Linked DNA regions of Mus musculus: regions 2 and 3 are each linked to region 1. The links are chromatin loops, found by intact Hi-C in ENCODE. Cell type or tissue: heart. All regions are shown on one strand.

What was found. A loop is a pair of places that touch in the nucleus more often than their neighbours do. Peaks named below come from ENCODE experiments on the same cell type or tissue, not always from the same donor. Only the 100,000 strongest peaks of a DNase experiment are listed, where the experiment ranks them.
Region 2: a loop joins it to region 1, with 2.3 times the contacts of the local background. A loop is called at or near these places in 14 of 42 quality-filtered maps.
Region 3: it touches region 1 in a loop (4-fold over the local background); 2 of 42 quality-filtered maps call a loop at or near these places.

What each region holds. Positions count from the first base shown.
Region 1 is chr11:114,280,935-114,285,934 of GRCm38, reverse strand. No RefSeq gene overlaps it. Among named protein-coding and RNA genes, the nearest start is that of Gm31318, 20 kb to the left of the region's middle. In heart, a CTCF peak has its summit at 2,522 (motif pointing right); no DNase peak of the experiment used is centred here; H3K27me3 peaks cover 602 bases.
Region 2 is chr11:114,195,741-114,200,740 of GRCm38, reverse strand. It overlaps 1700092K14Rik (RIKEN cDNA 1700092K14 gene), which reads right to left and starts at 2,483. Exons shown (of 3, transcript NR_045930.1): 1 at 2,418-2,483; 2 at 1,864-2,015; 3 at 1,542-1,718. In heart, a CTCF peak has its summit at 2,161; a DNase peak (open chromatin) is centred at 2,240; H3K4me3 peaks cover 752 bases; H3K27ac peaks cover 2,284 bases.
Region 3 is chr11:114,165,542-114,170,541 of GRCm38, reverse strand. No RefSeq gene overlaps it. Among named protein-coding and RNA genes, the nearest start is that of 1700001J04Rik, 19 kb to the left of the region's middle. In heart, a CTCF peak has its summit at 1,946; no DNase peak of the experiment used is centred here; H3K4me3 peaks cover 907 bases; H3K27ac peaks cover 1,661 bases; H3K27me3 peaks cover 313 bases.

The DNA of each region.
Region 1 (5,000 bases):
ATACACATCTGTTGTAGAACAAAGCCAGGTTCAAAGTTAAGGCACCAGAAAGGGCTGGGCATAGAAGGAGAGGGATAGGGGGGTGGGGGGAGATGAAAAGACTCCCCACCTACCCCCAACCTCTACTTATATACAGATTCCCCAGAACTAATAAAAGGCCCAAGCCCATTTAATGGCACTTGACTTGGAGTGTGTGTATGTATACATGGACATATATGCACTTCACGTGTCCCTGAGCAGATTCCATGAGCTAGCCTGGGAAATGGACACGGGTGGGGAAAGGAGCCAGACACGCCCACCTGGAGACAGGTCAGTGGGTTTAACCAGAGCTGTGGCCAGTGATGGCTCTCCGAGGAGCAGGATTTCTCAGCTGGGCTCTGCTGACATTTTGGGAAGACTATTTGTGCTGTGGAGGCTGTCCTGTGTTGTGGAGACGTTTCGAGCCTCCCCAGCCTGTACCCACGGGGTGCCAAGAGAACCCTCCCACCCTCGTCGTGACAATCAGAACATGTCTTCAGACATTGCCAAATGTTCTTTGGGGACAAAGCCACCCTCGGTGACAACCATTCCATAGATCCTGTCTTGGGACCATAATGCAAGACACTGGGTTGGGGCAAGCCTGTGAATGGAGTACCCAGGCCACCAGCCCAGCGTCCTCTCTGCCAGCTGCAGGAGGCTCTGGCTGGTAGCTCTTCCAATGCCTTTTCCAGTGCTTAGTGTTCAGTCTGTTAGATCCTGGCTTCCGGTCCTCTCCAGGCTCCTGCCTAGAGAGGGGAATTAGGTTCCAAATGCAGCAACCCATCCCTCCCCAATCCACTCTCCTCACTCCCAAGCTTCATATCTCTATAAAGGGGGCCCTACTGGAGTTCGGGGGGGGGGAACCATCTTTGGAAAGGGCAGGGCTGGAGTTGGCACCGGGAGTCCTGATGGAGAAGCCAGGGGGTGCGGAGGCTGAGTGGGGGAAGAGAATGTTATCACAGAAACCTGATTTTTCTACACACTCTATCAGCTCCCCATCTGCTCCTTGATTAAACGTATTGCCGCGCTCCCTCCCCACGTGCCCGCTGCCAGGACGTCTCTGGAGCCCTGATTACATCTGTGGAGAGAGCCTCAAACCTCACAGATGAGCGAGCCTATCGATCAGCCTGGCAGCTGACGTGTGTTTCAAAATGTAGAGGCGGATGGGCAGTTTAACTGCCAGGCCGAAGGGTAGAGAGGGCTCTTACCCTTAAAGGAAAGGCCTCCATCTTCCCCGTCACCATCACCGCAGCAACAAGCCCAGGATGGTGCTCAGTCTAATAACCCCATGCAACTCTGAGACTCTGAGACCTTAGGTGACACCCCTCCCTCCCCTCACTCAGTTTCCCTCTCCTTAGCAGGAGGACATGACAGCTGAGTTGGTGGATACAGAGTGAGTGACCTTCAGAGTCAACAGACTATAGCCCTGTCACTGACTCACAACCTGCCAGTCCTGTGTCCTGTGAGCCAGCAGCCTGGGTGTCTCCCTGGAGCTTGTTACACATGCAGGCTCTCAGGCCCAGCCGGGGCCAGGCCTAGGCTGGATGCATCGGGAACTACCCTTTAACAAGCTCCCCCGGTACCTCACGGACACGTTACAGCCAGCGCGCCGAGCACGCCGACAGCTCCGTTCATTTAGCTACTTCAGAGGTGAACATGTAAAAGAAATCTCTCAAAGGGAATAACTCACCACCTTCCCTGGCCTCAGAAAACTTTTCACAGAGATTTTTTTTTCTTCCTGCCCAGGAACTTTAACCCTGAGAAGCAGGCAGCTTTGAAATCCTGGTGGTTTGAGCCTCGAGATGAAAATCCTCATTCCATCAGTCCCTCAACGAGCCTAGGGATGAAAAAGAAAAGCTCGTCCTGCCCCAAGAAAAGGCCTCTCTTGGGGGATAGGCAGACCCCTCTTCCGTTCCTTGAAAAGATGCCCGTCCACGGTAAGGGTTTCAAGCAGCTAGATTTCTCCTTGCTGGAGTTTGGCCAGAGTCTCGCAAGCTCCATCCTTCTCTTGGGACTCTCTGTATGAGTGGCCAGTGGTGGCTCTAACACATTTCCAGAAGTTCGGTGGCTTGAAACAACGGGGCTCGTCATTCTTTCACTGGTCTGAAAGCCAGAAGACTGAACTTGAGGTGTGACCAGGGTCCCCCTCCCTTTGGAGGCTCCAGAGGGGACTCATCCTTGCCTATACCTGTTTACAGCGGCTGCACCTCTCCTCTCTGCCCAGGGCCACAGAGCCTCTGCTCCTCTGACATGTTAGAGATCCAGCCTCCCTCCTCTTTCTTTTTATGCTCCTTAGGCGGCATCCCAGTGATCTCGATTAAGCTCACCTCACAGTTCTTGGTTACATCAAAAAAAAAAAAAATATATATATATCTTTTCCCATAGAGTCCAGGTGTGAGCCACATAATCACGAGTCACAGAAACTTGTGCCTACCTTTAGGGGGTTACCTACCACAGTCTCCAGTGGAATCCTAGGTATTACAGCTTGGATGGGCAGTGTCCCCATCACCACCAGTTGGTGGCGCCATTGAGAGGTAAGTGAATTATGGAGGGTATTTAACCTCAAGGATGGATTAATCCATGGATGGGCTCACAGAAGAACTGTTGGGGCGGGGGGGGGGGGGGGGCAGGGGATGTAGGCCCCTGGAGGTGTGAATGTGAAGGTGTATTTTAGTTGGGCTTCGCTCCTATCTGCCTTAGTTGACAAGGAAGCCACCAAGAGTGTTTGAACCAGATGCATAGGAGGGGAAGTGACCTCCCTTCTGAGAGAGCCCTGTGCAAGGGGTGATGGCCTGCAATGAATGTTTCAGGAGAGAAGCAGCCTTGATAGTATACCTGAAGTGTGGGGGTGGGGGTGGGAGGTGTGGGAGGAGGGAGGAGGTGTGGGGTGTTTCGGCCAGAGGGAAGAGTGTGAGAAACTCCGAGCCTCTGTGTACGTTATCCTGGAGTTATGGAGTGTGAGAGATGAACCAGAGACCCCAGCAGCTCCACAGAGCAAAACTCCTCCCTCCTCTCATCAGAGAGTGAAAGTCTGTAGCCTGTGGGTCATGGAGGCAACACAACACTGCCTTCTTTGAGAGAGCAGCCTGTTTGGCTTTGTGCTGGGGGCAGATCGCCCCGGTGCCTGGGCAGGGTAGGTTGGATGAGGTTGGACTGGAGCCTGGACCATCACATAGGCATCTGGTGAGACAATCCAGGCAGCAGATGATCAGGGCCAGCCCACACTGGTACTCGTCTGGCCTGATGGATGACACTTGAGCCAACAAGTGAGTTAGCCATCAGTTAAGCCAATCTCAGCCCCCAGCCCCCCCCCGCCCCCCCCCGGCAGAGACAGACTCTAAGGGCAGTGGCCATGGTCCCCTGGTATCCTTGGGCAATGCCTACTCCAGTCCTTTAAACTGAGAAGGTATCCCTATTCTTCCTAGCACCTCAGCTTCCCCATTGCCTTCGTAGGGAGGGTGAGGGCGCTGTCCCCAAGATCACCCAGTGGAGATTTTTGCTTAAGCAGCTCCCAAATGTTAAACTGACTAATTTCTGTGGAGATTTTTCTTTAAGCCAGCCTGACACCGGCTTTAAATCAATTTGAAATCCTTTGTCTACAGATCCACGTGGAGAGGGTCCTTGGAGAATGGGTACCAATTACCCTCATCTGTCAGCGAGGACAAGGTGGCTGAGATGGGCTGCAGCCAGGACTGGGAGGAGCAGGTTCATACGTGTGGAAGGTGTTCAGAGCTCAAGGCTACGTACTACAAAAGGCACAAAGCTAGGGGCACGCGATGGTCATTAGGCTACACTAACGGGTGGGGAAGGTCTGGCCCCCAGTTGGTGGTGCTATTGAGAGGAACCTCTAAACAGGAAGACTCCGGTGGGAAAGCTGATTGGCTGGGCTGTTCAGCCACGCCCAGTGTTCAGAAGACTAGGGCAGGAAGGTCAAGTGTTAAAGGTCATCTTTGATACATAGTGTGCTTGAGTTCGGTTTGGGCTCATGAAACACCATCTTAATTAAAGAGGGGATGGGAACTGAGGAAGATGGAAGGAAAGGGAAGGCTAAGGGGTTGGCTCAGGCCCGGGGATACTGAGGTTCACACCAAGTTCAAAGACTTTGCTTGGCCTTTATTCTCAGGTTACTCCATCCCTTAAATAGCTGAAGTTGGGAAGAAGGGAAGACCAGGGCGAGGTCTGGAAGGGGTGTCTGTGACGGTGGGTGCAGGGAAGGTCAAGGGGACTCATTAGCGGCCTTCACAGCCTGCTTTGGAGCTCAAGATCAACGAGAGTATTTATGAATGAAATCAATCCTGCCCCCGACGCAGGGAGACAAGCCAAATTTCCCGGCTCCATCTTCCTGTCCAAATGGCCCTCTTCCCCTTCAGCATATTGCTTTGTAATAGAGCCCATCCTTGCCATCCTTCCTCCCCAGGGGAGGTTTCCAATTTATCTGCCCTAAGTGGAGAACGTGGGTGAGTTGCTAATAGGGCACCAGCCCAGCCCGCCCGCAGAGAAACTGGGCAGGGGTTAGAGGGAGGAGCTTCAAGGACAGAGAGCAGACTTTGCCCCGTGGGCAGGGTTGTGAGTGACAGCCTTGAACCCACTGCCAGTCCAACAAACGGACACCTTCTCATCCGGCAGCCTGATGCTGCCATGTGACCCAGCCTATCCAGTCCCAACAGCCAATCCTAATAGCCAGAGTCTAGTCAGGTGACCAGGATTGGCCAATCGTTACATTCTGGTTTTGACTTTGGCGTGTGTACACTGAGAAGCTGTGGGGGTAGGTTAGTCTTCTGTTTCAGTGGCCCGTGGAGGCAATGGTCCAGCAATTGTGGTGTTAGAAGTGCCATGTCTCAGACAGATTCTGATGCCCAGCTTCTAGAAACCACTTGCTCTCAACTTCCCACCTGTTTCCCATCCTCACATTAATAGTTTGTGTTCCAATATCCTTCCAGAACATTCCCTCAATGTGAGCCTCTGTTATTGGCAACCAGAAC
Region 2 (5,000 bases), 85 kb after region 1:
ACACAGATCTCTCTCTGTGTGTGTGTGTGTGTGTGTGTGTGTGTGTGTGTGTGTACATTCCTTGCATGAAAGCAAGTGTGCATAAGTGGATGATTTTGCCAGAGATGCCGAAGTAGGGGGAGACAGAAGAAGGGGTGGGGCAGTTAGATAGTTGGATCCAAAGGAGCTCAGAGACTCTTGGCTCATCCCTCTTCAAAAAGATCCAGCGAATTCCAGCAGTCCAGAGGGAGCAGGCATACAAAGGAACACAAAGCCTGCAGGGATGCTGGAGACAGGCCCTTTGCAAAGCAATCTATGGACACAGCATTTATTTTCTAGGAAGATTCTAGAAGAGGTGAGGCTGTATTTCAGACAACAGAGGAATTCAAGTTCATGACCTTCACTGCCCCTGCAGAGCAAGGGTCCCCTTCCATCCTTGTAGCAGCTGGTGGCCATTCTCTGCCCCCCCCTTCACTCCCCTCCCCATCAACCTTTATTATTGGGGTTTTCCACTGAGACCTAGACATCCATAGGTTTGTACCTTTCTGCTGACCCTGATCATCACAATGGTGTGTGTGTGTGTGTGTGTGTGTGTGTGTGTATCAGAGAACAGTGTCCCAGTGCCACTGCCTCGAGGCACCTTCCAGGCATTTTCTCCTGTCCTTAGAGATCGTAGCATTGAGGTGCATCCTCCAACCACTCAGACTGTTATCGATGGAGCCTTGGGGGACAGTGGTGGTGGGAAGGCAGGCAACAGGGTGGTGGTATGAATGGGTCCCTGAGCACCTGGGTAAACGGGGGGCATAGATGGAAAGAAAGCAGATCCCATCATTCTGTGGACATGAAGGAAGAAGAAATCAAGACATTCTGTTACACAGGCCCCATGCAGGAACATTTATAAGATGGTTGGCTTCTCTATCTAGAATGGAGGACAGGTGGTCTGGGAGAGGGACTCTCACCCGGATGCATGTCCATCCCTCCACTTACCATCTAAAAGGTGCACATAACAGGGCATGGGAATGGAGGGTCTTAGCTTGGGGACTGAGTTCAAGCCCCTTGGTTGCTTCCTGACCCTATTCTCACTTCAATGCTCTCTTGAACAACCAGGCCACTCAAGATTGCATGGATTCAGTTTCCTTTTGGAGAATTTTGAAAAGCTTTACTACACATATTTGTGTGTGTCAGTGTGCATACCAGCATCTGCATGTGGAGGTCAGAGGACAACAGGCAGGAGTCAGTTCTCCTATGTGGCTCCAGGGGATCGAACTCAGGGAGTAAGTCTTGTCTGCAAGCATCTTTACCCACTGAGCCAGCTCTCCAGCCCATCCTCAGGGGATTATGAGAAGGAAGGCAGTTAGCCAGCCCAAGAAATGTGAGAAGAGCTCCTGCAGCTGCCTCACTGAAGCTTGTCTTCATAGGGCTGAGTTACTCTCATATCCCCAGCTCATCAAAAACACCCCAGTGGGGCCCCTGCCATCCTCCCTCCTGCCATCACCCATAAGATCACAGGACGAGATAGGTGGAGGGACCGGCAAAGCAAACCGTCAGGGTCAGGGCGAGCTCCTCAGTAACTTCTTATTTATTGGCCTCCTCCAGTCTCGCGGTTGCTGGTTGTGCTCAATATTTTATTCTTGTTGTACCTGCTCCGAAGCGGAGCTGCGGGCAGTTTTGATAAATGGATTGAAAGGAAGTTTTGTCTGGTTTTGCTGAAGCTTCTGTAAGTGCCTCTGGATCTTGGGCTGAAATGATATTTCCCCAGCTTCCTGCTGTGATCTCGCTCCCGGGCGGCTCTTCTCCTCCCCGCTCTCCCTGGGCACTCTGCCTCCCAACCCCCATGCACGCATGCACATACACGTGCAAGGAGGCACAGATCTGTATACTCACTCAGGACCACTCAAGGTACCAGTGTGGAAGGGAGCAGAGTGTGTGTCCCTATGGACCGGCAAGCCCATACTACAGTCTTGTGCACAGACATGCCCTCGGTGCACACGAAGGCAGACACACATGCTGTCCTCTCTGAGTTCAGCCAGCCCGATCTGCAGGGAAGCCCTTGATGAGCATGGGTAGAGATGAGCAGATCCCAAGAAGGAAGAAGCCTGGAACTCTGATGATCTCTGCTGGAGCCCTGCCCCCAGCTGCTGGATTCCTCCAGCCTTCCTCCTCCGCCTGCCTGCAGGCCTTGGAGGCCCCACTGGGCCAGCTGGAAGCTTTATCCAACCACATCTGAAACAGCTCAGGAGCTGTGCCTGGCCGCCAGCCGTTTCCATAAATAACTTGCTGAGCCTGGCTCCTTGCCCTTCTGGTGATGTCATTGGCGTGGGCCCAGTGATGAAGTCATAGGCTTCCCTTCCCTGAGCCCTCCCTTTGGGTGGAGCGAGACACCCCTTCTTCCCCCTTCACAGAACCATTACTGAGAAATTTCACCTGTCTGTCCTCACCTCTTCCTGTTCCCACCACTCCAGGTATTGGATACAGGCTTTCCACCATCTGGACCAACTAACTGTGATGGTGCCAGACAGCATCTTGTCTCCCCATTGTCAGTTACTGAGCCGCCTCCCAACTTTGCCATCTCCTTGGATATTGTTTCCAGGTAACAACAGACTTTTAAGTTTCAAGGGTGGCAGAGAAAGGTTGGCATCTTGATGATGCTCTACACAAGCTTCTCCAGCTGTGTGACATCAGACAAAATACCTCACCTCTCTGTGCCTCTGTTTTCTCATCTTTAAACTGAAGACAGTAAAGAAAGCTATCCCAGGACTGCCTAAGTCTTCCGTGGGCTCACAGAGCTTGAAGTGTCGATACACTGGACAGGCCCGTCATATGAACCACATTTCCACAAGCGCCTAGTTTTGTATGTTTTCTGCTCTGTGACTGCGGTCTTCTCTGTGGTGTTCATGTCTGGAGCCAGGGAGCCATCTCAGTCTCCTTGACACATTTCTTGCTATGTAGCCAAGGATAACCTGGAACTTCTGACCCTTCCACCTCGAGAATGCTGGAACTGCAGGTGTGAGCAGACGCTGGAAGAACCAGGGGAGGGGGGCACGGTGGGAACTGGTGGGAGCAGCTCTGAGGTGCTCAAGCCCCACCTGCCCTCACCCTCTGGACAGAAGGAAGTGACCTTCCTCCTCAGACAATCTCAAGGAAGTCCGGGATTGTTCTTATTTTCTATAGGAAGAAACTGAGGCAGGCTGGAGAGATGGCTCAGGCAGTGAAGGCTTGCCATGTAAGCAGGAGAACTTTAGTTCAATGCCCAGAACCTACAAAACTACAAAGAACCCAGCTCAGTGTCATGTTCTCTTAATCCCAACACTGGGGAGATGGAGTTAAGTAGAACCCTTCTGGAGGCCCATTGGCCACCCAGCCTAGGCTAACCAGCAAGCCCTGGGCCAAACAGAAGCTGTCTCAAAACCAGGAGCTAGCTTGGCCATTAAAGGCCAAGGTGTCCCTCTGTCCTCTCCCTTCTTCTCTCTTCTCTTACCTCTCCCCCACCTCTCTCTCTCACACACACACACCACACACACACACACACACACACACACACACACGAGAGAGAGAGAGAGAGAGAGAGAGAGAGAGAGGTGGAGGCAGAGAGATCAAACATCTTACTACCAGGACAAACAACAACGGCATCCTAAGACACCCATGGACCTGCCCAGAACCCTTGCCTGATTTCCAGATGTGTGCGCTGGAAGAGTTCACAGGAGACTGTGTCTTTGAACTCGGTGGCAGAGGTGAGCCTTGGCTTCTGTGTCCCATGCGGTGGCCACGGAGCCCCAGGAACTGGGTCAGCGAGATACACACCGGGTTTTGGTGATTTTGTATAGGAAAGGGAATGCAGGAGAGCTTATGAATAATTCCTTGGGATTCATTATGCGTTGAGTTGATAATGTTTTTCGTGTGTTGAGCCAACTAAGGGATGCTATTACCGATGGTTTCACCTGCTTCCTTTTGCTTTTATGAGCTGGTTATCAGAGATTTAAAACCACATGCGTGGATCCTATTAGATTTCTCTTGGGCGCCTCTATTCTGGTGCCTGACTGAGTTCTGAAGAGAGTTCACTGATCTTCCCATGCCTGGGTTCTGACCCAGTTAGCATAGTGCCTTCAAAACGAGGGCTGCTGCCTCCTGCCAAAGTAGCCACCCGTCCCTGCTCTGGGGTCATGAAGGGACAGTGCAGCTGAACAGGTATGACTGCTTGAGCTCCTCTTCCTGTGGGATCCAGAACCCTGAATTTGGCCTTCCATACTTGGGAGAGAACCTTAAGGTTGTCCAAGTACCACAAGAGTGCTAGGCCAGGAGTCAAGGCCATACCTAGTGGCCTTACTGTCTAGATTCCATGCTATTCCTCACTGGCCCTGAAGCCTCCATTCACACGAGTCTTACTCATTCTTCAAAAATAAGTCACCTCCTCCAGGAAGCCTCCCCAGACTCTTCTTGTATATGTGTGTTGTGTTGTGTCAGTACATACATGTACTTGCGCATGTGACCCTGTGTGTGTATAAATGTCAGAGCCTTCCTTTATAGCTCTTTGCCAGGAACAGGGTCTCTTGCAGAACTGGAAACTTAGCCTTTTAGCTGGACTGCTTGGCCACTTAGCCCTCAGGATCTACCTGTATGTACCCTAAACAATGGTGGGATTACAGGTGCAAATAGAACTTAAAAATATATTTTTAAAAATGTATTATATTATTTTATGTGTTTGAGTGTTCACATGCTTGTCCCGGAGTCCACAGGGGCCAGAAGAGGGCATCGGATCCCTTCAAACTGGAGTTTACGGTTGTGAGCTACCATGCTGGGATTTGAACCGGTGTCCTCTGGAAAAGCAGCCAATTCTCTTAACCACTGAGCCCTCTAGCTCCCACATCCAGCTTTGTCTGTGGGTGTTGGGGGTTCAAACTCAGGTCCTTAGACCCCCATACCTGCAAAGCATGAGCTCTTACTGTGCTATCTAGTTCCCACAACACCTTACATCACCCTGGACCATCAGAATTTGTCAAAATGTCATTCAACCACAGACAAGG
Region 3 (5,000 bases), 120 kb after region 1:
CTTTATAAATCACCCACAGCTCTGGATTTTCTTTGGGCCACAGAAAACAGACTAAGACAAGGCTGGGGATGGCCGGGGAGACACAGAAGTATAGGCAGATGATCTGATTGTCCAAGGGACGGTTGGGTGATGGAGATGGCTGTGCCACACTAGAAGTCATCAGAACCAACTCTAAGTGGAATAGGCTCACAGAGTTGGAGAGGCTGATCTCGGAGGGAGAGCATTGGCCAACAGCATATGAGAGACAGGTTCCATGTGTGTGGGCTCCAGTGCCTTGAACTCACACAGTACATGAGGCAATGTAGGGAAACAGAGTCTGACTTTGAAGGAAGTAACCTCCACTGGGGAAGAGCTGCCCATGGAAACTCCCAGAGTCACACAGGTATGGTACCCCGTGACCCCAGCCCACCCAGACACCCAGTTCACCCACCCCCCCCGGCAGGAAATACCAGAGTCACTGATGCTGCAGAAGTTTAGGGACAATGCCAAGTGGAAATGAATGTGTCCTGTCAAGTTGGGCAGCTTTTTTTAAACCTGGGGACTGTTGATCTCCTGAAAGATATGGCTGATAGGGGCACATCTCTAAATAAAGAGAAAGGTGGGAGGTGAAGAAGGGGAGGGGGAGGAGGAAGAGGCAGGGAAGAAGGAGAAGAAAGAGGAAGAGAGAGGGGAGGAGGAAGTAGAGGATGAGGGAGGAAGGAGGGAGAGGAGGGAGAGGAGGGAGAGGAGGAGGCAGTGTTGAAAAGCAATTTACACTAAACTTGTATCTGCTAGCGAACGCAAGACAACGTTTGATTCTTTCATACTCCTCCAGAGAACAAAGCGGTGTGAACGGTGTTGAACATGTGTTTCTTCAAAAATAAAAACACGGAGAAGTAAAATCAGATGCAAGCCCTACAAGAGCTAATTCTTAAGTGCTCCCAGTTGAGTTTGTTGCTCCTCAGGGACCTCGAGGGAGGAAGCAGGGAGTGGGCTGGTAGACATCAACTCCTGGAAGCCTCCGGCCCAAGACTGCGGAAGGCAGGGCAAGCGCTGCCCCTGTACAGGGGAGACCAAGAAGCCTCTTGCACCTGGGAGTCGAGCGCCCACAGTCAAGTTGAAGCCAGGGAGGGCGCAGAGGAGCAGCAGAAGGGAACTGGGACCTCCAACTAAAGAGCTAAACAGTGGAGGCTGTGCCACGAAGATGGCTTGACGATATGAATGACATGGGAAAGGCCATGGCTGGGGACGAAGCCACCATGGAAGAAGCACAGAGAGGTTCTCAAGATAGGAATGGCAATGACAGGAGCTGGGGCGTAGGAGAGAAGCCCATAGAAAGGGCCTCCTTTTGGGAGCCACATGATAAACACTGTAACAGGGTGCTTGCTTTACTCCGGAGGGTCTGAGAGTGAGGGCTGGGACCTCCTGGGGACAACAGAGCACCTAGCTAAGGCCAGGTCTGGGCTGTAGTCGCCGGACAGTTTTCCAGCCCATGAAGTTTCTGCTAAATTAACTCTTCTTCCCTGATCCGCCTTTGGGTTTCTGTCCTAATGAAAGGGGAAGCAACAGACACCTGGAAGCACTTTTCCATCTCTCTCCTCCGCGACAGACGCTCTGCCTTCAATGGCTACCTGGGCGCCTGGCAACAGACACAGCTGTGTCCACCTGCAAAAGCCTACAGGTCACCTGAGTGGGACATTGGGGTCCATACATGGATTTTGTTGGCCATGACTACTGTAACAAAGTACCACACGCTGAGGTGGCTTATACAGCAGAAATGTTCTTTGTGCCTCTGGAGTGGGGAAGTTCCAGAGCAGGGTGTCCGCAGGACTGGTTCCTTCTGCCATCTCTCTCCTGACTTATAGACAGCCATCTCCTCTGTGTGTGTGTGTGTGTCTGAATTAATCTCTTCTTGTTATAAGGACACAGTCATCACACTCATGTTGGATTAGGGCCCACCCTAGTGGCCTCAATTAAAATTAATTACCCCTTTAATGTCTGTGTCTCCAAACACAGAAGCACTTTGCAGTATTGGGGGTTAGGACTCTAACACGTGAATTCGAGGTGATGTAATTGAATCTGTTACAGGACGCAGAGAGCGGTGCTCAAGGCTGGATCGTGTGTGGGCGTGAGAGGCATCACTTCCCACTCTGAGTGTGGAGAGTCCCTCCTTCGAGCCCCGTTGAACGGTAGCCTGGTCATCGGGGCTCAAAGTCATCAGCTCTGCGTGTGTACTTCCCCAGCTGTGTCTATGTCACTCCTCCACTGACACGGACAGCTGTGTCCTGTCACCCTACGCCCTCCACAAGAAGTGACCCAGGAGCCCCAGAAGAAGCAGCCAGGTTGTTGTCACAACTCCCTTCTGCCTGTCTTCTCCTCAGACATCGGAGCTCCTAGAGGGAGGTGGGGCACTTTAATTTTGATGACAGGGCTCCACCTGCGTACTCAGGTTCAGCTATTGTAGCAAAGAGCAGAAGAAGAAGAGGTGGCCAGGAGAGCCACCTGCTCCATAGAGAGGACGTGGAAGTCACCTATAGCCTCAGCTAGCTGTGTAGGGCTCTATAGGTTTCCAGCAGTTCTAGACCATGAAGGAAGGAGAAACTCTCATAGAGGTAACTAGCAAAGATGAGGCCTGGAGGTTTTCCATGGTAGAGTCTGCCTAGCTGGCTCCCTCCCTGCTGTCACTCCAGGTTTGGTCCTCTTGCTGTGCAAGTCAACCTCAGACCTGATGACAGGAAGCTAGGGGGTGTGAGGGATGTGGGGGAGGGCTGAGAAGAGCACAAGCTCTGAGTCTGAAATTAGCCCCCCAGCCTGGAATCCAGGATGACTGGATCTTTAGATACACTGACGGCCTCCAGAAAGGTGGTGTAACTGAACCCCTGAAGAAGTGAACTCTTGAGCCTCATCCGAGGAAGACTCCACCCTAACAGAGCTGTGCACAGGCTCCAAGAGCCAGGCAGACAATGTCAAGGCCATGCTGGCTGCTTAGTCTCCTCCTAGATGTTAGGGGATGGGAGTACGGGACATGTATGTGAGTCTGGAGGTCTCCGCATCTGTATAGAGGAAGAGGAAGACACTCTCCCCAGGAAGGAGATTATCTAAGGTCACGGTGAATACTAATAGCTAGGTGAGGGTGGACATTCATTTTACATAACCCCAGCCAGTCTGTGAGAGTGCCCTGGGAGGGACACAATATTGGGGTGATGGGGAGAAAAGGTCTTACTAGGAACTGGGAGAAGCTGGGGTAGGAGACAATCACAAGATTGCTTTGGAGGGCCTCTGGTGGGTGGTAAGCCATCTTCATTCAAAACAGTAAGACAGGAGATAAACTCCAGGAGTCACTATGTGACCAAGGGCCTAAGTCTCAGAGACACAAAGAAATCAGCATTTAAGACATTCAAGAAGGCCTGGGTGGGCTGTGCCAAGGTTCTGAGAGTTCAGGGTGTTAGCATGCATGATGGGAAGCTTCTAGAAGATTCCTATTAGACAAGGAAGTGCCTTGTTCTGAGGACATGAAACTAAAAGGGGAAACATTAGGGGATGTAGAACAGAAACAGAAAAAAGACAGGAGAGGAGATAGTAACAGGAATGCTGCTACATTGAAATGACCTTAAAAAAAAAAAAAAAGAAACCAACAAATTTACCTTTGGGGCTGGAAAGATGGCTCAGTGGTTAAGAGCACTGACTATTCTGACTATTTTTCCAAAGGTCCTGAGTTCAATTCCCAGCAACCACATGATGTCTCACAACCATATGTAATGGGATCTGGCGCTCTCTTCTGTTGTGTCTGAAGACAGCTACAGTGAACTCATATAAACAAAATAAGTAAATCTTTTTATATAAAAAAAAACCCCTTACTTTCTATAATATAATTAACATATGCTAATAAAAAGTGGGAATTCCTTGGTAAGGCCATTTGCAGTAGAAGCTGGGGCTTCAGAGCCTGGGATTGGCAGTATCAAGAAGCAAGGAGATGAGGGGGGGATGCCCAGGCTGCCTGGAAGGGGAGGGGCCAGAACGGGGTATAGAGGGAGGATGGGTAGGTGCTGAGGAGCATGGAGGGCTGGCAAATGACTCTTCCGTGTCTTTGTGTTTTGTCAAACTTCACGTCACTCCAGAGAGCTGCTTTACAGAAAGGTAAATTTCATTTCATCACCTTATATACCCAAATGGTGTTCGCGGGTCCATAGACAGGACACAGAAAGTGTGAAGCGAGCTTTTCTACCAGGGCGCAAAAGCTACCCAGGCCACACTGGACGTCATAGGTCCCCATCCATCAACAGAAGGTCAAAAGTGAAGTGAACCAGGGTCCCTAATGACAAGTCCCCCAAAGGTGGAACACAGTACCACAAGAATTAAACTCTCAACACCCGGTACCCAGCCTCCCTCCCGACTGCCTCGGCTGCGCAGCCCTACCTCCCCAGGCTATTTCCATGGTATTTCAAATGGCAAAGACAATTGGATGTCAGAGCTGGTTTGGGTCTGCGGATCAGACCAGGGATTTTCATGGAATTCCCGATGCGGGAGCCTCCAGGCCCAAGGAAAATTTCCCCAGTGGCAGCGCTCCGTTCCCAACATGCCCCTCGCCTCCCCAGCCTGCCTCTGTTATTGGATCCAGCGTGATTGTCTCCCGGGCCTCTAATGGAATTTTATCAGGGATCTCTGTAACTGGATTGCTTATTTGCAGCCTGCGCCGCCAGCGGTCCCAGATAAAGAATGCGGAGTCTGCGCTGTGCGTCAGAAACCCAGCCCTGTCGCCATCCATCATCCTGTCAAACATCACTGCAGACAGCCGCTTCAAGCCCCATCAGGCCAGGGATTTTCTGCCCAAGAATAACAAAACAGCCCCAGTTGGAGGGGCCTCTGTCCCACCCTATGCCTTCCTTACAGGTGAATGAGTTTAGTCCCACCCCCTGGGTGTCTCCCCCACTCCATCTCTTTAGAGTCTGGAGTTACTTGCCAGCCCTTCTATAGTTCTAGAAGTCTCTCAATATCACTGTGGATTTACAAAACCCTAAGCA